Linked DNA regions of Mus musculus: region 1 is linked to region 2. The links are chromatin loops, found by intact Hi-C in ENCODE. Cell type or tissue: left cerebral cortex. All regions are shown on one strand. Links, peaks and the distances in the headings refer to the core of each region. The heading gives the core; the rest is flanking DNA.

The links. Peaks named below come from ENCODE experiments on the same cell type or tissue, not always from the same donor. Only the 100,000 strongest peaks of a DNase experiment are listed, where the experiment ranks them.
Region 1: it touches region 2 in a loop (9-fold over the local background); 3 of 42 quality-filtered maps call a loop at or near these places.

The regions. Positions count from the first base shown.
Region 1 is chr7:79,211,252-79,226,165 of GRCm38, reverse strand. No RefSeq gene overlaps it. Among named protein-coding and RNA genes, the nearest start is that of Gm39040, 29 kb to the left of the region's middle. In left cerebral cortex, for the core only: no CTCF peak of the experiment used is centred there; DNase peaks (open chromatin) are centred at 6,859, 8,379 and 8,702.
Region 2 is chr7:78,777,813-78,792,726 of GRCm38, reverse strand. Mrpl46 (mitochondrial ribosomal protein L46) reads left to right here and starts at 9,638. Exons shown (of 4, transcript NM_023331.2): 1 at 9,638-9,920; 2 at 11,141-11,327; 3 at 12,116-12,289. The coding sequence starts at 9,699. It overlaps Mrps11 (mitochondrial ribosomal protein S11), which reads right to left and starts at 9,596. Exons shown (of 6, transcript NM_026498.2): 1 at 9,304-9,596; 2 at 9,047-9,154; 3 at 3,954-4,052; 4 at 1,961-2,090; 5 at 788-853; 6 at 1-85. The coding sequence starts at 9,368. In left cerebral cortex, for the core only: a CTCF peak has its summit at 9,687; DNase peaks (open chromatin) are centred at 4,707, 6,498, 7,286 and 9,640; H3K4me3 peaks cover 1,880 bases; H3K27ac peaks cover 1,110 bases.

The DNA of each region.
Region 1 (14,914 bases), core at 3,676-11,675, 430 kb before region 2:
GTTTGCAATACAGTAGTTTTTAAATATATGAAGAGTTCTGCAACAATAACTACCATATAATTCCAAACCATTTTTTATCACCCCCAAAGAGATCCTATACTCATACCACTGCTTCCTTCTGCCCTTCTCATGACTCCTGAAAACCACTATCTCTCTGTCTCCCCCCACCCCGTCTGTCTGTCTGTCTCCCTCTCTCTCCCTCTCTCCCTCCTTCCCTCCCACCCTTCCTCTCCCTCTCTTTCATTTTTGAGACTAATCTACTTTCTATCTTTATGGGTTCCTTATTCTGGAGGTTTCATATAATATAATCATTTAGTCAGGTGACATTTTGTGACTGGCTCTTATCTCTTAGTTTTGTGTTTCCAAGATTTCGAGCTGTAGCTTGTAGACACTCCCTTCCTTCTTGTGCGAAGAGCATTCCCCCGTGTAGCTTTGTCACATTCTCAGCCAGCAATGACATCAGCGAAAACTTGACTGCACCCCTTGCGACTGTTGTGCAACATTTGTCAGTTTTATGTTGTCGTTGTTGTTGTCGTCCATTTTTGTTCCCCTTGGTCATTGTGTCAGCTTTCCTGTGGCAGTGACAAATACTAGAAAGAGCAAATTAAAAGCAGGACCCTTTCTTTTGGTTCTTGGGTTCGGTGGTTTTAGACCACAGTCCTCTTGCCCTGTTGCCATGGGCAGAACAGCTAAACATCGAGAGCATGTGGTAGATGAAGAAGCTTGTTTCATGTTGGACAGGAAACCAAGTCAGGAAAGGACCTGGGACCCAGGGGTCATCTTCAAGGGCACTTCCTTGGGGGCCTACTTCCACCAACCAGGTCCCATGTCATAAACTTTTTACCACCTCCCAACATGTCACCAGCTGGGGGCCAAGGATGCAACAGTCTCTATTCCAACTATGCACCTTATGCCAGGTGAAACCATGCTTGAGGGAAATTGCTAGGTTGTGTGGTAATTCTATGTTTCGTCTGTTGAGAAACCGCCACACTGGTCTCCGTTGGACACAGCTGTACCATTTTTACATTCCAGCAGCATATGAGAGTTCCACCCCTCCCCCCATATGCTCGCCGACACTCTTTTCTGGGTGGGAGGAGGGGCAGTGGTACTAGAGACCTAACCCAGGGCCTTGGACACTCTAGGCTGGCACTCTACCTCTAGGCTCCTACAAGCTGCTGTGCTGACTAGTTTTTATGTCAACTGGACACAGGCTAGAGTCATTTTGAAAGGAGGGATCTCAATTGAGAAAATGTCCTCCCTCACAAGATGGACCTGTGGCCAAACCTCTGGGTCATTTTCTTGATTGGTGGTCAATGGGAGAGGGCTCAGCTCACTGTGAGGAGTCCCATCCCTGGGCTGGTGGTCTTGGATGGTATAAGAAAGCAGGCTGAGCAAACCATGTGGAGCAAGGCGGTAAGCAGTGTTCCTCCATGGTCTCTGAATCAGCTCTTGTCTGAGTTCCTGCCCTGACTTCCCTCAGTGATGGTCTGTGGTGTGGAATTGTAAGCTGAAATAAACCCTTTCCTGCCCAGGTTGTTTTTGATCATGGTGTTTTATCACAGCAATAGAAACCCTAGGAAGACACCTGTCTTTTTGCTTGGAACCATTCACAGGGTGTGACTGACTTCTCTTTCCTCAGTGACTGACCTGGGACGTCTCTGCTGTGTCTGTGTGGATTGCTATTTGTATTTTGTTCTGTGATAAATAGCTTTTCGAAACCAGGGTCCATTTTAAAATCACAAAATAGTACTTTATTTTGTGTACATGTTTTTATCTGCGTGTGTGTATACTCACGGAGGCCAGGAGAAGATGGTGGATCCCCTGGAATTGGAATTTTGGCAGATGGTTTTGAGCCACGTGTGGGTACTGGGAATTGAATCCAGTTCTCTGGCCAGTGCTCTTACCCGCTGAGCCATCTCTCCAGCCCCACGTTGTCTACTTTTACACAGAATTATTTTATTGTCATTGAATGATGAGTTCCTTATACAATATTAGATTCTTTTTAGACACACGATGTAAAACTATTTTCTTCTATCCCGTGGATTGTCTTTTCTGTTTTTTATAACACCACTTTTTAAATGTATTCTTTTATAATATAGTGTGGTATGGATACATGCATTTCACGGTGCCCCTTTGAGGTCACAAGACAGTGTACAGGAGCTGTCTCTCTCCTTCCTTGAATGTCCCTGTGGAACTCAGGTTACAAATCTGAAGACAAACGCCTTTTACCTGCCCAGCCATTGGGCCAGCCCGTAGATTTGTAATATATTTTAAAAATCAGAAAATATGCACCCTCCCTCTTTCTTCTTCTTTTTCAAAATTGTTTTAGCTATTTCAGATTTTATTTTTATGTGGGCATGTAAATGTTTGGGTCTGCTTGTCAAGTTTCATAAAGCAGGAAGCTGGAATCCTGGTGTAAGGTCTCAGGACCTTCCTGCACCATGCCTGCCTGGATACTGCCATGTTCCCGCCTTGATAAGAATGGACAGAACTTCTGAGCCTGTGAGCCATCCCCAATTAAATGTTGTCCTTATGAGAGTTACCTTGGTCATGGTGTCTGTTCACAGCAGTAAAACCCTAACCAAGACACCCATCTTGTGATGCAACCAGGATTCACTTACCTGGATGCCAATGACATACTCTTGAGAACTGTTAATACCTGAATTAAGAGAAAAATAAATTTCTTGACTTATAAACTACCCAGACTTGGGTATTTTGTTGTAGCAACACAAGATAAACTAAGGCATGTTGTATTGAATTTGAACATTAATTTGAGCAGCACTGGCATCTTAACAAGGCAAGCCTCTGGGATGGGGTGTAGCTTAACTAGTAGAGATTACTTGTTCACATTGCTCAAAGTCCTAGGTTTAATACCCAGCACCACCTAAGACTGCTCATGGTGGCACCTCTGTAATTCCAGTGCTCAAGAGGATCAGAAGTTCAAGGTCACCCTTAGCTAGGTAAGGAGTTCAAGGCCCCTCCCGACCCATACAAGACCAAATTCCAAAACAAAGACAGAGCAAAACTGTGCTCCTCCCTTCTCCCTTCTCCCTTCTCCACTGCCCCAAGAAGACAAAGGGAGCAGAATTGACTACCAGGGTTTCAGATGACCTGGGAGTAGGACAGAAATGACTGCTTCCAGGATCGCCTTCAGAGGGGCAGCTCAACTTCAGTCGGGATGAATCAAGGGTTATATAGTTTTGGGAAAAGGGCAAGGGATTTCTAGGTGGGTGGGTTAATATCGTTGACTACAGTTTAGGGTATGGAATAATGCCTCGTTTGTATCGAGAGGCATTCCAGGAATTCCAGGTGGCAGGTTCTCATTGGGAAGGAAACTGAACCTATAATCTCGCCAAGGCTACGTGACATTCTGCAGGTAGAGAGGGTAGGGGTTAGGAGCTCGCCAGACAAGGTCAGAGAAGGAGAAGCCCTGCTGGTAAAGGTAGTTCTCCATTTTGTACCAAGCTCAAGAGAGCTGTCCAGACAAAACTTGGACCTTGATTAGCAGGGCCCAACCCAAAACAGCAGCAATAACAAGCCCATTAACACCACCTTCATCACCACCACCACCACGATCATCATCACTACTACCATCACCACAGCAAACCCAAACAAAAGGTGTTCTCCAAGGAAGTCTTCTGATCTATGAACAGAGGATATCTTTCCATATACTTGGTCTTTTATGGCACATTTTTAAAAAGTCTTTGCTTGTGTAAGTCCCAAGGCTTGAACTCAGGTCCTTAAGCTTGGCAGCAGACAGGTTTACTCACTGAGCCATCTCCCTGGCTCCTAGAGCATTTTACATTTTGTCATTGGAAGTAATTCCTGCTGACTGTGGTGGCACAAGCCTTTATTCCAGCACTTTGGTGGCATAGGCAGGACAATCCCAAAGCCAACCTTCAGGCTAGTCAGGACTACAAAGTGAGACCTCGTCTAAAATATGAAAAAAATCTAATTTTTTGATGCCACCTTAAATGAAATTGTCTTAAATTTTATTTTGGGCTATGCAAATTCTATCGTATAAAACACAGTCAATTTAAAATAAAAACTGGGATGGTGGGGAGAGCTTGGAGAGATGGCTCAGAGGGCGAGAGCACTTGCTGCTCTTGCAAAGGGGTTTGAGTTTGGTTTCTGGCACCCACATTGTGGTTCACAATCACCTGTATGTTAATATGATAAAAAGAAAATGGCTTCTGACCTTTGAGGGTTCCTATACCTACAAGGTGCACACATGCTCACAAAGGCAAACACACATACATATAAATAATTGTAAATAAATAAATATCTTTTAAAAATTTTGAGGGGTCATGGTCTTGCTACCCAGCCCTGGCTGGTACTCCCTCTGGAGATCAGGCTGGCCTTGACCTTGCTGATGCCCACCTACCCATCTCTGCCTCCCCTGTGCTAGCATTGCAGGTGTGCGCTACACAGTACATATGTCTGCGTTGCCGTGGAGAGCCGTGTGCTGGTCTCATACTGGATTACTCAGCTTGTATACTCTGTTATTTGCTATAACTGGGTGGAGGCGGGAAGAGACTTAGAATTTTCTTGGTATAAGATAGCATCAACTGTGAGTAGGGAGTTTTACCTCTTTTCCCTTTGCAATCTGATGCTTTCCCTTTTGTTGCTGGTGGGAGCCTCCAATCCAGTGGTGCACAGAAGTGCTAAGGTTCTGGACTTAGCGCAGAGGCAGTGCAGTGTATCTTTTCCCAGTATGTACCTTGGCAGCTGTTGGTTTTGTAGATGCCCCTCACCCTTTTCCTTCAATCTGGTATGTATATATGTATGTATGTATGTATGTATGTATGTATGTATGTATGTATGTATTGTGGTCCTTGGAGCAGCCCCTGCACATGCTAGGCAAGCACCTATAAACCTGCCCCAAAAATTTTGATTCTTCTTTGTTATGGTATTTTCTTTCTTCCTTCCTTCCTTCCTTCCTTCCTTCCTTCCTTCCTTTCTTTCTTTCTTTCTTTCTTTCTTTCTTTCTTTCTTTCTTTCTTTCTTTCTTTCTTCCCCCTTTTTCTTTAAATCATGAATTTGTTGTGTCTGTTGAGACAATGGGTGCTTTTGTTTGTTTGTTTTTAATCATATTAATGTGATGTGTTACTATGCTGACAGATTTTTAGCGTTAAACCAACTTCACATTCCTAGAGTCATACTAAATCCTCCTGGCCATGCCTTTTATGCACTGTGAGATTCCATCCATTCTTTCTTTATCACTACCTCCTAGGCAGGGAAAGAGTACAGAGGGGGGCGCGGGGGGGGGGGGCGGACCACAACAGACAGGTGGAGGTAACCGAGATGAAAATGAACATGCATGCAAATGTCATAATGAAAAAAGATTGCATATGATTAATATATACTAATAAAAAGTAAAACACAGTTGGTGAAGTCTGATGACCTGAGTTCAGTCCCCAGGATCCACATGATAGAAGGAGGGAACTGACTCCCAAAGCTATCCTTTAACCTCCCGGAATGTTCTATGGTTTGCATGTATGCAACACACACACACACACACACACACACACACACACACACACACACACCAAATAAAGCAGCAAAAAAGACAAAATAACTGTGGTTGGATTTGTAAAGAACTAGATATAATTATTTGCATTTGTTCATCTGCAGGATGACTGAATGAGCCAGCTCCGGCTGGGGATGTAGCACAGTGATAGAGCACTTGCTAGAAGTCAATACTCAGCGCTATAGAAAAACATAAACTATGGACTTTCATTTTTTACATGTAATTTGTTTCTCAAATTTAGCTTGTTTTGGAGCAGTGATTGCTTTTGGGTAAGGGAGATTAGCTAGGAAGGACATGAAGGAACTTTCTGGAGAGAAGTAATTAGTAAGTAGCTCTTGAGGGGTTTTCTATGCCTTCCTTCCTTCCTTCCTTCCTTCCTTCCTTCCTTCCTTCCTTTCTTTCTTTCTTTCTTTCTTTCTTTCTTTCTTTCTTTCTTTCTTTCTTTCTTTCTTTCTTTCTTTCTTTTTGGTTTTTCAAGACAGGGTTTCTCTGTGTAGCCCTAGCTGTCCTAGAACTCACTCTGTAGACCAGGCTGGCCTTGAACTCAGAAATCTACCTGCCTCTGCCTCCCAAGTGCTAGGATTAAAGGCGTGTACCACCATTGCCTGGCAGGGCAACTCGTATAAAGACAACATTTAACTGGGGCTGGCTTACAGCTTCAGAGGTTCAGTCCATAATCATTAAGGCGGGAACATGGCAGCATCCAGGCGGGCATGGTGCAGAAGGAGCTGAGAGTTCTACATCTTCATCTGAAGGCTGCTAGCAGAATACTGACTTCCAGGCAGCTAAGACGAGGGTCTTAAAGCCTATACCTATAGAAACAGCTAGCTTTGTATGTGGAATATAAGTTTCTTATAGAGCCTTTTGCTTTCCCTAGAGTTTTTGGTTGCCAATAGTTTTTTGTTTTTTGTTTTTTTTTTAAATCAATGATCATCCTTCTTCATAGTCATTTCCTCCTGATTGCAGTCTGCCCTCTCCTTGGACATCTTCCACACATCTTGCTGACCTCCTTCTCCTGCAGCTGAAGCAGAAGCACCAGCCGTGGGTCTGCCGACAGCTCTTCTTGGTATGTATGGGTCCTTCACTGTGGCGTTCATTCGATTTCCCTGTTGCCTTTTCCTAAACACCCTTAGACTTTTGTTAAAGCGTGCCTTTGAATCCTGCCCCACCAGCACCAGCAGCATGTTGGCACATGATTGGTTCCTCAAACTCTGTCGGAATCCAGAAGGCATCGCTTGACATTTTTTAGAATTCAGTATTGTTGGAAAGTTGGATGTTCCTTGGATTTTCTTGTCTGGCAGATGACATTATATTCTCTGTACAGAAAAAGAAACTTTTCCCAAAACAGACCTGCCTGCTCTTCAAGGCATTAAAAAAAAATCCAGAGAGTGTTCCAGTACGAGCATGTGTTGCATACAAGTTTTATGTTTCCTCTTTTCTATGTTTCTCTTGCTTGGCACTGGGCCCTTCTGATATGAAGGTAGCACACATTCCCTCTACCCTGGGACATTTTCTTCTATCACTTCCTAGTGTCTCTCCTTGCTCCTTTCTCTGCAACTCCCAGCACAGGCTGCACTGTTGTTCTAGTCCTCATGCTAGGGTGCAGGGTTTGAGGTGGGGCTTTGTAAACAGCATCAGGCACCTTAGCGACTTTGCCCTTCTCCTAGGTGACTCTCGCCTGGCTAGTCCCTAAGTACTGAACTCCCAGCTTACTACCCCAAACACTCTCCTCATTCAGGTCTTCCTTCCTGGGGAACTAGGTTAAAATTCCAGCTTTTCCCTACCCAGGCTTCTGAAGCCTAACCAAACCCCATGACTTTCCTTTAGATTTCGTAGTCTTCAAGTTCCAATTTCCATCTCCTCTGGCTTCACTCAGTGTCTTGCAGATCCACAAGACACATTCAACATCCACCCCAAATCCCTTTCCACCTCCATTCTCCACCTACCTCTGGCCCCGTGTCAGCAACTGACCCAGCAGTTTCCCAAGCAGGCTGGAAGTTTCTGCACGTCCCCCCAACTCACACTCCACTCAAAGTGACCTGTTCCACGGCAGGAGCTTTTCAGAACTCCTGCCCCATTCTTCACTGTCCTCTCCCACAGCAATCCCCTTGGCCTTTGCAACCCTTACTTTGAGTGAAAAGGAAGGAGGGAGGGAGAAAGAGAGTGAGTGAGGGAAAGGAGATGGAAACAATAACAGAGAAGAGACAGATAGGTCTTGACACAGAAAAGGCTGACAGTAGGTAGGTCTTTGGTCAATAAAGGTGTGGCTGGGGATGCAGCTCAGGCAATAGAGTGTCTGGCATGCATGAAATCCTGGGTCTTATCTCCAGCCTCTCATAAAATGGGGGCATGATGGCATATGTTTCAACTGCAGCTTCCAGGAGGTACCTGCAGGAGGTTCAGCAGTTCAAAGTCATCTCTGGCTACAAGGCAAGTTTGGGGCCAGCCTAGGATGCATGAGACCCTATTTCAAAATAATAACTTTTTGTGGGGTGGAGGTACAGATTTGATATAAGTCATAGTCAAAGCTGGTCTTAAAGAGGAAAAGCAGCCAGCGAGTACACGTGGAGGATAGAAGCAGAGGGAGGAAAAGGAAGGGTTGTCAGATCACTGCGTATGGCTGCTTAACCCCTGGTGCCTTAAACTCCTCTATCTGTTCAAGGCTTCCTTCTGTCCCATGAGAACAGAACTTGCTGAGACACAGAAGAAGCTTGGGCCTGGATGTTCTATAAGTCTGAGGACAGTTCAGATCTGGGAATGCAAACTCTTGGATTCTTCCTGCAGAGTCGGAGGAGGTGCTGGGTGGTAGAGGCGGGGAGCATTTGTTAAAGAGTGACTTACTTGGCTGTAATCCATAAGACAAGACCGTGGTGGGAGTTGGTGCTATACAACCTTAAGGGAGAAGTCTGACCTCCCCAGCAAACTTGGATTCTAGGTCTTAAAGCCTGGAGAAAGACTGCAGCAGTTAGGCACATCTACAAAATACCTTCACAGCAACACTTAAATGATAGTTGATTAAATCGCTGTGCTGTTTAATGCTATAATACTGTACCAAGTCTACCTTAGTCTAGCCAAGCCTATGTGAAAACCAACCTCCAAAATACAGCAAGAAACAGGAGAGACAAGTGTGGGATTTGGCCTGAGTTCTGTGCTGTTCCTATTCCAAGTAGCCAACCCTGTGGAAGAGGAAACAGCAGTGCCGTAAGGTGACTCACCATCTCCAATAGAATTTGAACCACTTCCTGAGACTTAGCAGCTGTTTGAGCACTGGTTGGAACTGATTTCAGACAGCTTTGTCAGGTGATTTCAGGATCTGACAAGGTGCTAAATTGGAGATTCAGAATTTTTTTTGTGGCATTTAAATTTTAACAGGGATCCCAAAGGTAATTCATGTTATTATTTGAAGGCAATAGTGGTGTATCAGTCAGCTTCCATGAGGTTAATTAACAAGCAATCTCAGTGGCTTGGACTGATGGTAGCTTGTATTAAATGTTAGTGGCTGTGGCTCTGCTGCCTGTGACCTCTCATTTAAGACCCAAATCAAAAGGGAAGCCCAGTCAGAACTTGTTTCCAAGGCAAGCAGAAATGGCAAGACAGGGCTGGAGAGATGGCTCATCAGGTAAGAGCACTGACTGTTCTTCCGAAGGTCCTGAGTTCAAATCCCAGCAGCCACATGGTGGCTCACAGCCACCCGTAATGAGATCTGATACCCTTTTCTGGCATGCCTGAAGACAGCTACAGTGTACTTATGTATAATAATAAATAAATCTTTGGGCTGGAGTAAGCAGGGACTGAGCAAGCGGGGTTGACTGGAGCAAGCAGAAGTCCTAAAAATTCAATTCCCGGGCTGGAGAGGTGGCTTAGTGGTTAAGAACACTGACTGCTCTTCCAGAGGTACTGAGTTCAATTCCCAGCAACCACGTGGTGGTGAGAGACCTACAATGTGAGGACTCCCCCACGTTCTTACTCAGGAGAGGCGACACCCCAAATCACTCACAAGAAACAGTCTTGATGCAAACTGCAAGAGGACTTTTATTCCAGGCATGCTCTGGGGCCCACAGTCATACACCATGCAGGGTTAGAGGACTGTGGGCCTTCAGTAGCTGGGAGAGGGGATATTTAAAGGAAGAAACCACAACTCAAGGGGGTGGGGAGGGCATTGTTGGAAAATACCAAAAATACCAGTTAAGAGTCATGAGGAAGTGCAAAGTCACAAAGGTCACATTCTCAAGCCTGGGCCTAAAGGCCTAGAATTTTTGTTTTTAATGTTATACTTTTTCAGTGGCTCACAACCATCATGGGATCCAATGCCCTCTTCTGGTGTGTCTGAAGACAGTTACTGTGTACTCAGATACATAAAATAAATAAATCTAAAAAAATATTCAATTCCCAACAGCTCACAACCATCTATCTGTTCAGCTACAATGTACCCAAATACATAAAATAAGTAAATAAATCTTTAAAAAGAAAAGAAAAGAAATGGTAAGATAACCCAAAACTAGCCTGGTCACTTCTACCCATTCTCTCTAGGCCTCCCTGCATCACATGGCCAGGTCTAACACTGGGTGAGGAAGGTATACTGTGTCTTCTAGGAGGTACTGCAAGTTTAATGGATACTAGAGAATACACGTTCACCTACAGAGAGTGCCGAGACATGGGGGCTTCATACAGTCTTCCTGGTCTGTCTCCCTCATTCTTCCCTCCTTCCCTCCCTCTCTCCCTCCCTCCTCCTCCTTCCTTCTTCTTTCCTACCTTTCTTCCTTCCTACCTTTCTTCCTTCCTTTCTTTCTTTCTTTCTTTCTTTCTTTCTTTCTTTCTTTCTTTCTTTCTTTCTTTCTCTCTTCCTTCCTTCTTTCATCTCTTTATTTATTCTTTCTCTTCAGTTGTTTTTAAAAGTTTTTTTTTGAGATTATAATTCATAATTCCCCCCATACACATACACCCTGCCTCTTCCTTCCCTCTAAACCCTCTATGGACCACCCCCTCCTTTGCTTTCTTTCAAATTCATGGCCTCTTTTTCTTTAATTGTTGTGTGTGTGTATGTATGTGTGCGTATGTTTCTAAATATGTAAATACAACCCCTGCTCAGTCTGTATGCTGTTACTTGTATGTTTGAGTTTCCAGGATGGACAATTTGGTTGTTTCTGAGCTAGAACTTTCTTATGTAGCCTAGGATGGCCTGGAACATGCTATATAGCCCAACATAGTCTCAAATTCACAGTCCTTTTGTATTGGGATTCCAGGCTTGTGCTACCATGCCCAGAGAATTTCTTACCAGAGTTACAACTGATCTTACGAGATGCATCATTTGTGGAGAGCCTTTTGGGGTGCCGCTTGACAGGAATCTGACATTGGCCAAGGACAAGGAAATGGGCTGCCTGGCAGGAATCTGACATTAGGACATGACAAAGAAGTAAGTCCAGGCAGGGACCTGACATTGGTCAAGGTCAAGGAAGTAAGAATCTGATTTTAGGTAGAACAAAGAAGTAGGTTCAGGTATCTTGATCATCCTTAGAAACAGCTATCAGAGCGATCATGGGGCTTTGTGTTTGTTGTCTTGCTTTTTCGATTCCTCAGTGCACTACTCACCCTCAATGCTTGCATGTAATTAAAATGGTGTAAAAATCGGATTGGGAAAAACTAAAATTGCCTTCAGTCTCAGAATTGACTAAGGCCATGCTACAATGTTGTCTGTCTTTTTTTTTTTTTTTTTCTTTTTATTCCTCACTCCTGCCCTGGAGAACCTGTTGATTGACTGAGTGGGCTTGGGCAATTATTTCATAAGTGTGGCAGACAGTAGATAACCATGTTGCACCCAGGAGTCCAGAGAGCACTGTGACACCTCTGGCAGTATGGAGGAAATGTCAGCACTGGGGGAGGGCCCTTTTCCAGAAAATGACACGCCTTACAGCTAGGATACACACACACACACACACACACACACACACACACACACACACACACACACTCCAGTACTGTGATTGATCCTGATGGTTATCAACATTCCCAGTGTATACATTACTCTTTCACCTTTCACCTAATAAACACATTGGAAGAGGGTCTGATGGGCTGGGCAGGAAGTGAGTGGTCTCTAAAACTGTTAGAAGGGCTGTGGTTTCTAACTTCTGTAAACATCTGGATGCAGGAAGATGTGTGGGCAGAGAGCATGTATACTCTTCAGGACACCACTCCCCTCTCTAACCCCTTATTTGTTGTTCAGCAAGAGGTTTAGATTGTCAACATGGGTAACAAGTGAGCTTGGGAATATAGGTGGAACATGTATGGGGCCTTGGGTGCTATCTCAGCACTGGGAGGAAGAAAGAAATCCTACAGCGAAAGGTACAATTTGTGAGCTGGAAATTCCTGTGCCTGCATCCCATACAAATCCCAGATAGGTTTGTGACCAGCCCAAGGCCGTAGGAAGAGCTATGACACCCTAGCCTGCTTTCTCAGGGCCTGTGGTGCTGGCCACACATGGGCCACCTCCTTAAGTCCCCAGGTCCTTTTGCACCTTCTGGAAGAAAGGTCTTTGGATTTGGGGTTCCTTTGGGTCCTTAGGAGAGAGGACCTTGAGACTGCTCTTGACTTGTGTCTCCAGCTCCTCATAGCTCCATGTCACTGAAGCACTTGCCAGGTCACTTATGAGACACACGCAGGTCACACGACCCTGGGACCCAAAGGCCTGGCACTGCTGATGAGGACATCAGTGCTTCCTAACTGCTATGAGCCTAGGCTGAGCTACACTGGTAGACAATTGGCTCCACTTCCGGAGATGGTTATGGATCCAAGTGGAACCTGAGAAGGAACAAAATAAAGGACATCCAATGTGTTCTTTTTTTTTTTAAAGATTTATTTATTTATTATATGTAAGTACACTGTAGCTGTCTTCAGACACACCAGAAGAGGGCGTCAGCTCTCGTTACGGATGGTTGTGAGCCACAATGTGGTTGCTGGGATATGAACTCCGGACCTTTGGAAGAGCAGTCGGGTGCTCTTACCCACTGAGCCATCTCACCAGCCCCCAATGTGTTCTTTTAAGCAAATTATTAACATTTAGACTGTGTGTATGTGCTGTGTGTGTGTGTTGTGTATGTTGGGTGTATGTGTAGTGTGCGTATGTGGCATATGTATTGTGTGTGTATGTATTGTATGTATACATATGTTATATATGTGTATGTGTTATATGTGGTGTGTGTGTATATGTGCTGTGTGTGTATGTGGTGTGTGTGTATTTGCACACGCACATGTGTGTATGTATGTATGTATATGTGCATTTGAGTGCATATATCTTTCAGGTCCAAAGGAAATTCTAATATGGAGGTTAGAGAACAATTTTTTAAATTCAGGAATTAAACTCAAGTCATAAGGCTTGGCAGTGAGGAGCATTGTCACCTGCTGACCCATCTTGCTACCAACAGGTTCTGTGAACAGGGATAAAGTCACACTTTATAAGGCCCCTTACTAAGAGCTGGACAGATGGCTCAGCAGTTAAGAGCAATAGCTGCTCTTCCAGAGGTCCTGAGTTCAATTCCTGGCAACCACATGGTGACTCACAACCATCTGTAAGGGATTCTAGTGTGCTAAAGACAGCATACTCATATGCATAAATATGCTTATAAACATAAATATACATCAAACAAATAAATAGATCTTAAGAAACCTTACTAACCTGCCCAAACTCCTTTGTTTTTGTTTTTGTTTTTGTTATCCCAGGCTGGTCTGGAACTTGATATGAGCTGAGGCTGACTTTGAACTGCTGATCTTCTTGCCTCTTGAATGCTGTGATTTTATTTACTTACTTGCCCTGCTCTTTGCATGGTATTGAGAAATGAATCTTTGGTCTTGTGCATAGTAGGCAGACACTCTGCCCTTTAAGGTTTATCCTTAGCTAAGAACTCTTTTAATCCTAAGAAAGACACCTACAGAGGTAGAGCTATTAGGAAAATGCTGGAGGGGGTAGGGTATCACCCAGGGGTAAAGGGAATCCTAAAGATGCAAAGAACATCTAATCCCCAGCTCCAAAGAAAATCAGGGAAGGTAAGGGCAAGAAGGGAGAGGCAGGAACAGGAAGGAAAGGAAAGTAGAAGAGGACACACCGAGGCACAGAAAGCACCAGCCACTTGTCTTGGATCTAACAACTAGAGAACTTCAAGGTCCGTGAGCCCAGCAACTCACCTGTGACTCCTAGCTCATGGCTGCTCCAATGACATCATGCGTGTCCTTGCTGGGTGTTGGCTAGAGTATTAGGGCTGCCTTTGCTCATTTGCTTCTCAGGTATCAGTTTCCTAAAGAGCATGAGCCACTTGTCCAGCATCCCTGTGCTCATGGCAATGTAATTGGCAGTCAATGTCCAGTTGACTCTCAAAATGCTCCTCTCCACATCCTTCTTTTGATTTTGTTTGTTCTAGATAGCTCTGGCTGGCCTGGAACTTCCTATGTAGACCCGGCTGGGCTTGAACTCGCAGAGGTCCACCTGCCTCTGCCTCTTGAATGCTGGTACTAACAGCACATCCCACCATGCCCAGTGACTCCTGTATTTTTAAATATTGATCTTTGTTGAGGCTGAAGTTTATTTTACTAAGCATTTTTATGTCCAACTTAGGAAACTACCTTAAAACCGAAACCCAAACAGAAACGATGCCCATCTCTTGTGTTGTCCCAGCTTTTCAGGTTACCAGAGAGATGTGTGTGGGAAAGGGAAGAACGAGGAAGTTCAGGCGTGGGTCAGCAGAATCTCCCAGATGTTTTCAAGCATACAATGTATTAGTCTTCTCTGGAGCATTTTTGTGAGAGGGGACATCTGACTGGCTTTTTCAGGAACACAGATCCTGCTCTCAGAGAGGACATTCACTGCTTTGTGTACTATCAGACATTGCTGTCTTCATTGTGATTCATGTCCTGGGGGGTGGGGTGGGGTGTGGCAAGACTTCTGGAGAGTTTGGAAAGTGGGGTAGGGTCTGAGGCAAAGAATGTGCTGATGTGGACGTGCCTACACAGCCCCAGGCACGGTGCAGACAGGCACCCGACAAAGCCCTCTGAGCTCCCTGGGGAGATGCAGACTTCTGATAGGGCAAAAGGCACCGGGTGTGTAAAGCATAGGCAGATGAGGAGCATGCCAAGTCAGGCTGCGACTTGAAATTCCCCAGGCTTAAGCAACTGTCCCTCCTAATTTGTCACATACCTCTCCTTTTACCAAGCACCCCCCCAGCCCCCAACATTTGTGTTGGAACCTTGGACTTACCCACACCCACCACTCCACAATGCTGTTTACATAATGTGACAAGGTCACACAAACGGGTCACAGAACTAGGGCTTAGTGCCAACACCTTGAAGATAGGGGAGAGGGGCGGCGGGGGGGGGACGGGACGGACGACGACACTCTAC
Region 2 (14,914 bases), core at 3,160-11,159:
GTCGGCAGCCATTGTGTGGGACCGGGGTGTTGTCTGTGATTGAGATCACTTCCAGACCCCCCATGGTCAGTCCTTTGATGGCAGACTGGAAAGATCAGAAATAGGCAAAAGGCACAGGCTTCAAAATGATGACCGCCATCGTCAGGCAGGGCTCGAGAAGGATGGAAGCTCACTGTTGATGTCTACGGTTCCAGCCCCCTGCCTCCACCTTGTGTTTTACAGTCTGGAAAGAGGTTCTATCTATGCACTCTGGTAGCTTTACAGGAGTGTTTTCTTCTCCTGGGACACACACACTCACACCCCAACATCTCGTTCTTTTAAAGTCAGAGAGATGTCATTTGTTGGAGGAAGCTCTAGCCCCACTGGTCTCAGAATCCCTCTCAAGGTGCCCAGCGCCTTGACCCTTCTCCATCGCATTCACTGTCTGTGCTGAGGACTTGCTTGAGATGGTCCCCCAGAGACTACTTTTCCATCCAAGGGGCTGGGACCCAAGAAGGTAATAAATTAATCCATGACCCAGGCTTGCTCTGCGGGGATTAGCAGATCACAGGAACAGAAAGGAACTTTAAACAATACCATGTCACTCACTAAGGGACATTTCTATCTCTATACCTGACTCTGAAGAACAGGTGTGCACGTGTATGCACACGCGCGTGCGCACACACACATACACAGACACACAGATACAGACATACATATACATACACACACACACAGACACACAGATACACACAGACATACATACACAGACCCCCCCCCCCCCCCAGGAGAACCGCTAGTAACTTACCCAGCGTCCTGGCCCCATGCCTTTCACTACGACTCTGATGTGGGTCACTCCCTTTCCTGTGGCTTTCTGGAGAGAGGCAAGTGTCAATGCCCCTGAGACAGTGCTGCAGCCCAGTCTCTGGCTACTGTCCCCAGGACTCATGGGATAAGGGCAATGACAGAAGCAAACAGTGAGGCAGAAGACACAGAGGGAGTTAAGGCCTAGTGGACAAGGGTAGATGCTAGTGAACAGAGCCAAGGAACGAAGGTGACAGGACTGCACTGCCATCTAATGGACACTTGTAGATATTGCCTGGTTTTCCTCCAAATGCTGAGGTGTCACCATGGATATCAAGGTCGGGCCCACTTAGACAGTGGGATTTAGTTTCTTTACAGTTAAGTATGTGTCCAGATTAGGAACACATTCACTACAGGTCCTGGAAGATACTCAAGAGCTACCACTCAGAGGCCCCCAAACACTGGCATGTGCTGCTTAGCCGACTATGCTCCGTCTGATGGTCTGATGGGCAATTACATCGTTCTGTGCTTTGGTGATCACTACTCATAGCAGTCAAAGATTGCCTTACGTCTAGCTTAAAGGTCAAGGTGTTCCTTCAGGAAGTATCCTGCTTGTCAGAGTGCACACATCTGTGGTCTTTGCTATACCAGAAAACACGCAGCTCTGGCTCAAGGCCCATCTGGGTTCACATCAGAGAGCTCAACTGGCTCCCTGACTCTGACCAATCCCCAGCATCCGAGTCTCTTGAAAGAGTGGCTAATAGCAGGCTCTTCTGAAGACAGGGTACTAATGAAGTGTCTGAAATGGAGCTGCCTGATTTGCTTCTAGAAAGATCTATGACGTCATTTTGGGACCCGTGCTATAAGACATGCTTCCTGAATAGAATACAGCCCAGTGGTCTTTCATGGAGGGAGTGTTGGTTCCTAAGCCTTCAGCTCTCTGCTTATTCCTCTGAACATAAATGACATCTTTCTTCTCCACTGAAGCTGAGAGAGAAAGTTGGTAACCTTTCTACAAAGGCCTCTTAAAGCAGCGGCAGTGTCAGGGCATCTAACAGGGGTGGGCAAAGATCAGAGGCCCCCAAACACTGGCATGTGCTGGTTTCCGAATCTGGTTTAATGAGACTTCCCCACTGTAAGCCACAAGGAAAGTGGAGCCACGTAGTCAGGTACTTACTGCTGCGGCAGCTATGCCTGCTGTCTGTGCGGCGATGCCGGTGCCCTTCTTGGCATTGCGAAAGCCTTCTGTGCCACAGGAGGCGCGGGCCAGGGACGCATTGGTGGCAGAGACTACCTGGATCTGTGTGCTGGGAAAAGGAGGCACACAGATCTAGTACTGCTCAGGAAGGAAGGGAGCTTGCTAAAGTCCTTAGGAGCCACAGTGAGAAAGAAAAGGTCATTAGCTTCCTCCGCTAAAGGAAGATGGGCAAATCACACACTTAGGGGGAGTGCCATAATCCAAGGGCAGGAGAGCGTCACCCAACAGGGGAGCGTCACCCGAAGGAACCACTTCCTCCTGAATGAAGCCTTCCCTGGGGCAGCATTTTCCCTGATGTGACATCGCTTGGTGTTTTATAAAAACCTACATGCGTTGCATTAGGCAACTGTTAAAAAGACAATGCTGAGAAAATTCGAGTATCTTCCACTACAACAATGTAAAGAAGAGTGTGTGAGGGATGGCTTACAGGTGCACCCACACGGTGGGAAGAGAGAATTTGTGCAAATTGTTCTCTGACCACCTCATGTTTATGATCACTCCTGACAACTAAGTAAACATGTAATAAGGTAATTTAAAAAAGTTTATGAATAAATGCCAGAGACCTGTTACCTCATTCTGCTCCAACAATGACCGTCACATCCAAATACAGTGTCTCCTCTAAACCCGCTACATGCCCTCATCCATGGGCTGTTTTGAAGCGAATCTAGTATCTATCATTTCAGAGGTAACCATAAAGACTCAAAATAATCCCACAAAACCAGTTATCCTATAATATTATTATAATTCAAATGCTTATGACATTCTATTCTCTGACCAAAAATTATTTTAAGTAAGTGAAGCTTTTTCCTAATTTGCTTTAAAATGGTAAATTGTAATTAAGACTGACTTTAAGCTGGGCAGTGATAGTGCACACCTTTAATCCCAGCACTTGGGAGGCAGAGGCAGATGGATTTCTAAGTTTGAGGCCAGCCTGGTCTACAGAGTGAGTTTTAGGACAGCCCGGCTACACAGAGAAACCCTGTCTAGAAAACACCCACCCCCCAAGACTGACTTTAAGCAAATTCTAAGGCATGTTTTCTGTCTCCCCTTTGGTTATCATCACCCCACTTTCTGCAGAGCTTTCTGGGTGTTCCTGGGAAGGGGAAAGTGAAGGGGAGCTGTCCAGGAGACCTGCTGGGTCAGCCCTGAGCAGGGACCACCTGCCTGTTGGTCTTGTTATGGAGTTCACTCCTCCCCTGGGGTCGCTTACACTTCAGGAGCTACACAGAAGCATTCTCATTCAGGGCGTACTGAAAAGGCACAGACACAGCAGGGTGTGGAGAGCTCAGAAGCCACGTCTGCATTAGCTCACGAGAAGGGAGAGAGATGCTGCTGTAGGCTCTGTGGCTCTTGGGTGCTCGCATTCTAGGCCAGGATTATCGTCTCCAGTGCTGTGCTGCAACTGTGTGGCAGGCAGGATGCCACCAAACTCAGATCCCACTTTCAAGTAGGACCTAGCCTGCAAAGCTGTCGCCAGTGCCCTATGCTTCTGCAGCTGGGAGCCCAACTGCACCTGTGTCTTGTGCTAGCACCCCACAGCACACAGTAGTCTTTCCTTCACCGCCACACTTAGCCCTGCTAGGGAAAGGGCAGTGCACAGGGCCTAAGGTAAGAAGGCTAACTAAGGGGCTTATACATTCTGGCTACTTTACAAGTAAATCATGTATCTGAGCACTGCTTCTCTCTCCACTTGCTTCGAATGCAGCCCTTCTGATGCTAGCATAGGAGTCCCAAGGACGGCAGAAACCCTTACAATTACACTGTACTCAATCTATTTTATAGTTTCATGAAACTTGAGTAAGCTTATAAAGAAAGAAGAGACGAAGCTAGCATCTGACACCCGACTTCTACTCCAAGAAGGCCTGAGGCAGAAGCAGTTCCTAGGGGACTCACGCGGGCACCCTTTTCTTACTTGTTGTAGGTTGCTTTAATGTGTGCAATTGGGACGTCCTCAAACTTCATCCCTGCCCACTGCAGAGAGCTCTCCTGTCCTGGAACCGGAGGGTAAAGGCTGCAATCAGAAGAAACATTTTCTTTAATTTCCTGATTGTTAGTTCTTTAAATCAAAGGAAATACATACATGCTATAAAATAAAATAAAATAAAATAGTTGAATACTGTGAGCCAAGCAAGGTGGAGGGCAGGGTGGAAGGCTGAATTCAAGGTTAACAGGGATACGTACAGCTTAGGATATACCGTAAGACTGCCCAGCCTCTGTTATCTACCACCACAAAAGGCCTCAAACCTCCCACACCATCCTTCCCCCAACACACACACCAGATCAAAAAAGCGCTGACAAACCCCTGGCTCTGGAGGAGGCGCTCTGCTCCTGTTACGGGTCAAACCTTATGGAGACTCTAGTGTTTCAGCGTTGGGAACACTGGCCTTGACGGTGTGCTGGGTTACTGGGTTCCCCTGAGGCTGGAGTCTTCCTGTTCAGGTGGAGAACTCAAGTCCCAAACAGAAAGAGGGCTAGCGCGCACGAAAAGCCAGGCCTTGGGCCCAGGGGACTGGCCTTGGGTCTGTGTTCTTTATAAGTGTAAACACGCACAGCACTGTCATTCAGCATTTCAGATGGGAGTCACTCGGCTGTTTCATTATGCCTACACACCTAAATCAGACTCAGACTTGTACTCACACACCCACACTGCATTTCTACTATGCTGAAAACACGCTACCATTCAAGCATCCCCCCACCCCGCCCCATCTGCTTCTGTAGGGATATTTTCAAAAGCTCAGCACACTGCATTGCTTTCTGTGGCCCAGTCTTAGCTTGACACACAGCCTCTGTGGGCGGCTGGCCTATCAGCTTCTGTACTGATAGGAAAGTGTCCCAGTCCTGTAGATGACACTACTGTTTCAGTGACCATCATTTCTCCATGGATTCCCCACCCGTGTTGTGCAAATACAAGTGTCAGTCTGAGTAAAACCAGTACAATGCCCTTTATATAGCAAGATCTAAACTAGGAGCCTAAGCCACTTAATCTAGGGCATGGCCAAGATCAAGACACCCCAGCCAGGAGAGCAACCATGAGTTTAAGACCAGCTATGATGACAGAGTTCCTGGTCATCCTGGGCTACATAGCAAGAGCCAATCACAAAACAAAACAAGACAAGATTCTCTCAGGTTGAAGGTATACTGAGTTCTTCTAAGGAAGGCTCTAAGAGAGATAGAGCTTTCTGGGACTAGTCTTTCTGCCTTCTCTCATGGCGGGGAGGTTCATTTACCAATGGACTGTTTTATTTTGAGGGTCTCAGTATATAGCTCTAGCTGGCCTGGAGCTCACTATGTAGACCAGGCTATCCCCCAATACAGGGATCTACTTGCCCCCGCTTGTACTGTACTGGAATCAAAGTGTGCTCCACCATGCCTGGCTTAATTGTAAAATCTTTAAAAGTGCAAATATAAGCAATTAAGGAATACTGAAAATGGGAGATCCAATCCCAAGTGGTCAACCCTGAGGTAATATTCATACAAGTAACATTATACAGACTGATCAGGTAATATTTATGTAGTTAGGAATACACCTCCGACAATTAAATAAAAAAAAAAAAAAGAAAGAGGTTATACATTTGAGAAGGAGAGAGGGGGATATAAAGGAAGTATTACAAAGAGAAAATGGAAGGGGGATGATACACTTATATTTAATTTAAAAAAATATTTAAAATGCAAATAAACTGCAAACACCATAGCTGGCTCAGTGTCATCTGGCACTACTTCTAAATAGCTACTGACTAATTCTGCTAGGTCTCCAAAAGATCTGCACTTTTATTTCTAAACCTTGTCTCCTTTAACCGTCATCTGTCCTACCTTGGCTATGCACTTTTTGGGGTCTCAGGCAGCCATTATCATTACCAACGCATGCATCATAACTTTGGCTTCAAGCATTCCTGGTCACCCCCGCCCCTGACCCCTTGCTATCTTCAGGGCAGCACTCTGAGGAGCCCGTCAGATTGCTGTCACTCCACATACCTCAGGTACTACTTCTCTCCTCACGGGGACTAAATCCTAGTCTCAACTCCCCTGTCTCTCTTCACAGTCTCCTGGCAAACTCCCAGCCCTTGTTAAATCCATCTCTCTAGATAATTTGAGTCTGTGCAAACACGGCATGGTTGACTGGTCTCTCTCTACACCAGGGCTTTTTGACTGACATTTTGGATTTAACACTTCTGTGGGGGGCTGCCTTGGGAACAGTGGGGTGCTTGGTAGCATCTCTGGCTTTACTTCACTGGATTCTATCTCCTAATTTATGACCACTAGAACTTTTTAGACACTGCTAAGAACCTGGGGGTGGGGAGGGGCAAAATCTGACTCAACCAAGACCCAGTGCTTCATCTTAATGAATTGCCAGCATCGAGCAGGCTCTCAAGATGCCTGACAATCATCCTCAATTCAGTTATCCTCCCACTCTCCTGGATGCCTCTTCTATATTTCCTTTTGTCTCTGTAAACATCTGAGCCCTGCCTGCTTCCTCGGGGCCAGCTGATGGCCTCTGCAGAGAAATAGAATCAATCAGACTTCCTTCCAGCTTCCACCACGGAACATCTGTGCCCAAGGCCTTGGAGGACTCTCCTGTCATCGCGCTCCAGCTGCATCACTAGCCCCACAAGGACACTGCTCTGGCAATGTTCCCACTTCAGTATCAGTCTTTCTCTGGTTCCCAGAAGCAAAACATACGGTCATGTCATAAAGTCAAGACAACAAGAACAAAACAAATAAACAAACAAACAAAAAAAAACCCCAAACAACCCCCCACCCAAAACTCCACACATTTTAAACCCCAAGTTCCTAAGAACTTCTCATTTTCCCTTACAGCAATGCTTCCTTAAAGGAATGACAATACTTGTTTATTTTCTTTGAAACAATGAGAAGTTATTTCTGAGCTCTCCATCAGAAAGGCTGTACTGAAGGTCACCAACCACCTCCATACTGTTAAATCCAATGAGCAATCATGCTAGCTGCTTGCCACCCCATCCTGTCTGCAGTGCCAAACACGGCTCGGGTCCCTACTTTGCTGCACCACACTAAAAGGGAAATCTTGTCTGGCTTTCTTCCTGTCTTGGGGAGGAGTTTTCTTTTGCTGGTTCTTCCTCCTTCCAGATATCCGTCTATATGGCATCTCTACTCCTACTCTGATGCTAAGTGTCTCAAATGTTTTCTTTTATTATACATGATTACACAAGGCCTTTCGAAAGCAAGCATAAGGCATCTTAAACTTAACCACACAGATCTCAACTCTTAGTCCCTGACATTTTAATATATAACAATTCCATATTTTCAGTTGTTTGGCGCCCAGTTTTGAGCCTTCACACCTCTCCTTTTCTCACATTTTATATTAACAGATCTGTAGCTGGGTGTGGACAGATGCCTGTAATCCCTAAGCACCCGGGAGACTAAGGACTGCCGCACATTCCAGGCCAGCCTAGGTTGCACAGCAAGACTTTGTCTCAAAACAAAATAAAACACAAAAACCAAAGTCCGCTGGCTAGTAAAACTATCACCCTATTCCAGACACCATTATTTTTACCTATATCCACTGCTTTCTAACTGCTTTCAAGTCTTCTCAGCTTCCATTCTTGCTCCCCATGGCTTCACATCAACACAGTGGTTATAGACTCCCTAAAGAGTAAGGCTGAGGCTGGGGCATGCTCTAGTAATTCAGGCACCCAAGAGGCCAAGGCAAGAGGATTGTGAGTCTGAGGGTGGCCTGGGCTGCACAGCAAGGCCATCCTAAAAATGAATGAATGAATGAACGAATGAATGAGTGAGTGAATGACATGGCATCAACTCGTCCCAGAACTGGACAGATACGGCTATGCCTGATTGCCTGCTTTACTGTTGGAGCAGGGACAGAACCCCAACAATCCTAGTAGTGTCTGGGATTGCCAAATGAACGGCTACAACGGTCCTGGATCAAATTCCATCAGTAGCTCCTCGTTGCCTGCAGGGGATAAAGTGTAAAAGCTCTAGGGAGACAGGGCTGTCCTCTGCCATTTGGATCCTTCTAGAGCAGTGGTCCTCAGTGTTCTTAATGCTGTGACCCTTTAATACAGTTCCTTATACTGTGGTGACCCCCAGCCATAAAATTATTTTCGTTGCTACTTCCTAACTGTGATTTTGCTACTGTTATGAATCGTAACGTATGTATGTGTGTTTTCTGATGGCCTTAGGAACCCCAAAGGGGTTGCAACCCACAGGTTCCGAAATGCCTTTCTAGAGGCATCACAAGCCAGTTCTGACAGCCTGCCTTTCCACAGACGTTACCCTTGCCTGCCACGATCACAATGATCTTGTCCAGCTGAGATCCTAGTCACTTCCACAGTCCACGGTACTTAGTCTTTCCTGAATTCCTCAAGTGTGCCTTACTCTCTTAAATGTCCAGCCAGTTCTTACCTCTATTATCCTTTTGATCAGATTATGGTTAATACATTTGCCTGTGTGTTGTTTTTGCAAGTTGTGTACTACTTCTGGGGAGACATAACCTATATTTCCTGTATTTATCCTGGTACTCAACAGGTAGTAGTAGCTTTTGTAACTGTTAAACAGATGTGAAGGTAAGTGAACATATATACCGCCTGCATATTAAGTATTTCTACTAGTGGGATGCTGCAGGATGCCAGGTCCCAGGGCTAGGCACGAAATTAAGAAAGGCACAATCTAGATGTGCAGTTAGTGTGGTTCTTCAAGACATTTTATGTTGGAGGCAGAGAAAGCTGCTAGTCGGATCTAAAGCTTATCTCACAAGGAAAAGAAAGCTGGTATTTATATACATTGGACACTTAGCTAACAGTTGCTAATTGAACAGCTACCTTATGCCCCTGCTCATCCCTCTATTTTCCCAACAACCCCTCTAAGCATTATCTCCACGTATAGTGTGCTGATTTGCACAAGCTCCCACAGATGGCAAATGACAGCCAGGAATTAACTTTTTCTATGATTTTGGACGGTGTCGGGCAGAAGTCACAGGATGCAACTTTCCAGAGCGCTGCATCCACTTACCCTCACCTGAAGCGACTTGGAGCCGCTTCCCTTTCAGTGTTCTGCCTGGCAGCTGAGTCTTCTAATCTCGGGGCTCCGGTGTGGATATTCTTAGCTGGGGCAATGCCCACAAACCTGGGGGGCAAAAAAAGAGAGAGAGAGAGAGAGTACGATGAGGGACTGGATTAACGGTATTTTGGGGGGTTCAAGTGGCACATAGGTCTGGAAGGAAGGTAGGCGGGCAGGCTCGAGAGTGACAGTGGGTTCGAAAGAGTAATCCTTACCTGGTCATTCCATGTCCAGCCCAGGACCGCAGGAGCCACGACCCGGAGTTTCTTAAAACCTGCATGACTGAAATTGACCCTCCGCGGCGCTTGGCTTAGCTCGAGCCAGCACCATGAGCCTCTGTGGGGGTGCTCACAGACAGGAAATCACCTGATTGCTCTTAAATAGTCCTGTAAGTATTTTTTCTTCAAATTTAAAGCTCTATAAAACCATTTATGTAGGAACTTTCCCCTTTCTAGTGGTCTAACACTAGAATTTCACCTACCTCCCCCAAAGGGAATGGTTCATTCCACTCGGTAAACCCGCCCCTCGCCGGCCCGCGTTGCCTCATGGGAACCTGGGGTTGGCTGAGGGCTCTGCCGGGCGCCGCGGTACCTTGTGGGAAGACAGAAAGATGGCGGCGCCCGTAGGGCGTACTCTTTTAGGGCTGGCTAGAGGCTGGCGGCAGCTTGACAGGTTCTGGGCAGGTAGTTCTCGTGGCTTGTCCCTTGAGGCTGCGTCCTCAAGCAGCCGGTCTCCATGGCGCTTGTCGGGCGCCTTGTGTCTGCAGCGGCCACCGCTGATCACCAAGGCGCTCACTCCATTGCAGGAAGAGATGGCGGGTCTATTACAGCAGGTAAGGCAGTCACGGGCTTCCTGGTGCGGCGGAGGGAAGCAACAGTATCAAGGAGGTCTTGATTTCCATGGAGACTCTGGTACTTCGTGTGACCTTGAGCAAACGTTTCATTTCTCGACCTTTAGTGACATCTGCAAGATGAAGTTACCGTACTGAGTTGGGTTAGGATATAGCAGGTGTTGAAAGAGTTTAGTTGGCTTGTTTTCTCTTGATCATTCGGTGTGGATAGCTTCCTTCTTGTTCATTCAATACTGTAGGGATCCGGGGGCAAACAGGAATCACTCCCTTTAACTTAGGAGCTCTCAGACTATAGAGAAGTGTTTGTGATGTTAGGACGAAAGTCGTGGTGACTGTGGGCACATCCTTAAGATAATGCGGTAAAGTTTGCTTTACCTCAGGGAGCAATTTCTGTGAAAGACAAAAAACCCAAGTGTTGTTGCTGTTGGGTCAGGAGATAGTGATGGAAGGTCTTCCGTATCCCTAGACTCCAAAAGGCTTTTGTCTGGAGAATACTAATGGAAACTCCCGTCAGTGCTTTTTGCTCAATGTATTCACTCACTTGACTTTTTTTTTTTTTTTTGGTAGTCCTTTTTCTTTCACCATAAAGGTATTCGTAGCCAATACTGTGCGTCTGTGTGCAAAGTGATAGGCAGTTGTGGATGTGACAGGCACATCGCTCTGCTTCGCAGAGAGTTTCCAGGTACTGGAATTAGGGATACAATCAGTAACCAGTCTTATGACTAATTATAGACTTTGGTAAGTGCTATTAAGGAAAACATAGAGTACTAGAAGAGTTTTACACAGGACCACATAGGTTTTATTTTCCTGAGAAGTATCCAGGAATATCTTTCTGAGAAAGAGGTATTTGAGTTGAAATAAGAAGGATGGATAGAAATCTGGAAGAAATGGCATGAGGAGAAAGAGAGACTAGGAAGAAGGATGTTGGAAAGTCTTCATGGCAGGAAAGTCCTTGAATAGATGCTGATCAGAGACGAGTAGACCTAGTGTGTGGGAAGTGGGTCTTCAGTGCCCTCTGTTCTCCTTGACAGTCTTAATGAAGTTCTCCTACTGCCTACTTACAATCCAGTGGGCTTTTTTTTTTTAAATCTGTATAGTGTTTCATTCTATTTCTGATTGTGTTAAGAGTTGTACGTCTGAGCCTGTCAAGGTCACAGAAGCTTTGTTTTTTTTCTTCTTCCTTTTCCTTTTCCCTTTCCCAGATCGAGGTAGAGAGAAGCCTGTATTCAGACCATGAGCTCCGTGCTCTGGATGAAGCTCAGCGACTGGCAAAGAAGAAAGCTGACCTTTATGATGAGGAACAAGAGCAGGGCATTACGCTCGCACAAGACTTAGAAGATATGTGGGAGCAGGCATTCCTACAGTTCAGACCTGGAGCTCGGGAAACAGGTTTGTGACCTCCTGGGCCAACCACAAGGGAGCGAGAGACAGGAATTCTCACTTCCAAATGAAGGACAGTTGCCTGTCTTTTGCTTTGCATTTTAATAACAAGCTTCAAGTAACAAAACAGTTTTCAGGAAAGTAGTACTCCCTCCCTATTCCTTATATCTCCCTAACATGAGTTTTTAAAAAGGCTTATGCTATTTTCAGTAGAAGTAAAGAGTCTTTTCTTTCTGTTAAAACTTGAGGTTGTCACTGGATCAGAGAGTGGGAGGACTTGAGCCTTTCTCCTCAATTCCTGTTTTATTAGAAGTCATTCTGAGAGCAGGGGCTGAGTGCTATTGTCCCTGTTTCAAGGATGATGACTGGAGAACAGAGAAGGTGGGGGTTAGTTAGTTAGATTGGTAATAGCGTTAAATCCAACGGCAAGACTTTGTTTGTTTGTTTGTTTGTTTGTAACTGTGTAACATTGCCGAGGTCTGAACTCAAGAACCTCCTGCTTGCAGGGCAAGTGCACTCACTGCCTCTGAGCTAGATTCTAGTGTTTACGCTCGAACTTTCACAGGCATTGCTTCTTTTCCAAATGTTTCAGCTATACGTTGCTTTTTGAGAGGAGTTTATTTCTGGTTTCGATTCTTAGCTTTCATTTTGAGTTAGGATTATACTTTGGCTTAAACAGAGGACAGGGTTTGTGGTAGTTCCTGATGGAAAGCTCTAAAACTCAAAACCCTTGCCCGTAGTACATCATAGTCCTTTATTTCTTATTTTTCTCTTTCCTCTGATCATCCCTTTTATAGAAGCTGACAAAAAAAATGACCGGACCTCGTTGCATCGAAAGCTAGACAGAAACCTTGTCCTCTTAGTCAGAGAGAAACTTGGAGACCAAGATGTTTGGATGCTTCCTCAAGTCGAGTGGCAGCCCGGGGAGACCCTTCGGGGGACAGCTGAGCGAATCCTGGCCACACTCTCAGGTAGACTCTTTACCCTCTGAATCCCCCCAGATTCATTTCAGGTTGGCATAAGGATAGACAGTGGAAAGTTTAATGGATACTGATGAGTAAAAATTCAGGTAAGAGGCTGGGTATGAAGGCACACTTATTTAACTCCAGCACCTGGGAGGCAGAGGTGGCAGGGGTGTGTCTCTGTGAGTTCACTGCTAGCCTGGTCTATATAGTGAGTTCAAGGACAGCCAGACCTACATAGAGAGACCCTGTCTCAAAAAAACCAAAACCCAATCAAACAAAAATCTTGGCAATGATTTTCCTTAGAATAAGTGAGTATTTTTATCTTTCTATATTGAGATTTTGGTACAGTAAACACTATTCTTAGCCCTTCCCTCCTCTCTTCTCTCCGTTTTCCTTCCTTCCTTCCCTCCTTTTCTGTTTTTCTCTTCCTCTTTCTTTCTTCTTTCTTTTCTTTCTTTTCCTTTTGGTAGCCAGGGTGGCCTTGTACCTGAGGATGACCTTGAACTTCTGAGCCTCTTGCATGCGTGTTGGGATTATATGCCTGAGCCACAGTCTTACGCGGAGCCTTGTGTATGTTAGACAAACACTGTGCCAGCTGAGGTATAGCCCCAGCACCAAGGGGAGAAACCTTATTTGGCAAGCTTGTACCTGAGCTGGGAGAAGAATTTCCAGTCCATTGCCTTAATCACTTAGCTACAATTGCATCAATCAGAATTCTCGCACTCAGGAAATGTAAGTTTTGTTTTTCAGTAAGTACTAGAGATGGAGCTACTGGCCTTGTGATTAGTGGGCAAGCATACTACCACTGACCTCTATTCCTAGCACTGCTGCTTGTACCATAGCTTATCCATTGATTCAACTCGAATTGTCAACATTATCCCTGCCGTCTTTATGATGCATGCATCTTTGGGTCATACTGGAGTGTTGCAAGTCATCCGGCTTTATTTTCACAGCTTTAGCTGTGATGTCCTTCACTTCTCATTAGACTATGGTATTGTTAATGTTAGAGGCCAGGTAATTCTTTGTGAGACACTCTTCTTTGTATTGTAAGGTGTTTAGCATCTTTGGCCTCTACTCACAAGTTGCTAGTAGCAATATTTTGTTTCCCACCCCTAGCCCCAGTGTGACAACCAAAAAAAGTCTCTCCATATTGCTAGAGAGCAAAATTAGCATGGTGGAGAAACACTACTGAAAATGCAAAAGGAAGTTCCGCCTCGATTTTGTTTTATATCTCCAGTGCTGCTGACATGTGGTTTCTGCATAAAAATTCCATGTCACTTTGCATAGAATTTTTAACTGTTTTCCATAGACACACAAGTAGCCTACAGTTTTTATTCTGGTCCCAATCCTGGCAGCTCTTAGCAAGTTAATATATAACCTGATTTCTAACCACGGAGAGCCCTTGTATTTCCTTGAGTCAGTGGATTTGCAAGCATCTCTGCTTGTGGCATGCAGGTCCATTTAGGAAGAATGCCATCTCCAAGTGGAGAGCTCTTTACCCCAGGCTCCTGCATATGCAGGCAGTTTATGCAGGAGACATTTCTGTGGCTGCCATTTTTCCAGGCCTATCTAGCAGCTGGGCACAGTGCCTGCCCTGTGGTTGCTTCTGCCGTCGTGTGGAACACGTTCTTTCACCTACACCGTTGCACCATAATGGTTTATTTGCACATTTTGTTCTTGCTAGAATTCTGAATTCCCTGAAGGTCAGGAGTCTGTACTTCTTAGTGAGTTCTCAGCAGTACCTGTCACGTGGTCCACTTTCTGGTGTTGAGAACGTGGCTTTGGTAGTAGCGTAAGCACATGGCCACTTGACTGGCTGTGCCAGGATGAGAACTCCTAGGAAATGCCCCTTGAGCCTTTCTCACTAGGGTCTTCCTTAGTCTATAGGAGAGGCCACAAGCTACATTGCTTCTGTCGGTCTCTTAGCGGTCACGTAGGAATCGGCAGTTGGGTTTTGGGCGCACATTCTCAGGCTCCTTCATACAAGCATGCATGGTGCTTGCTCGGCTCTTCCTTTTCTCTGCCTGAGGGAAGGGGTTCTGTCTTGGCACACGGTGTCTTTTAATATTCCCACTGAATAAATGCTTAAGGAAATAAAGGGTTCCAAATAGGTATATTTCTATTTAATAAATACATAAAATATAAACTGATGGTAAAGAAGTTTATTACAAAGTTACTAAAGTAGAAAATTTAAAATGGAACAACAAAGAAGAATTTTCGTAATAAATATTTAAGAAAAGCAAAAGTACATTCCGTCCCCACTGGCTCTACCCTTCTGCAACGTGGAATTTCAAGAGGTGGAGTCACCGTGTCAGAGGTGCGCATGCGCCAGGCCAGAGGTGTGCACGTGGAGGAGGTGAGGATTCGGGAGCCAAGCCTGTTGACTTCCTGTGTGGTGACAGGAGCTGTTATGGTGGAGCCAGCTTACCTGGACCTCACCAGTGTAGGAGATTGTTCTTATTTGAGTTTGTAGCTGTGGCAGCGGTAGAGACAGTCTCTCTTGAATTAGTGTGTAGTGTTTGCCTCTTTGTTGCTGAGACCAACCATCTTTTAATATGCTCATCATATTTGTGAATCTGTGAACTGTCAGCTCAGACTCCTCATTCCTGTTTGTAGTGAAATGGTTTTTTA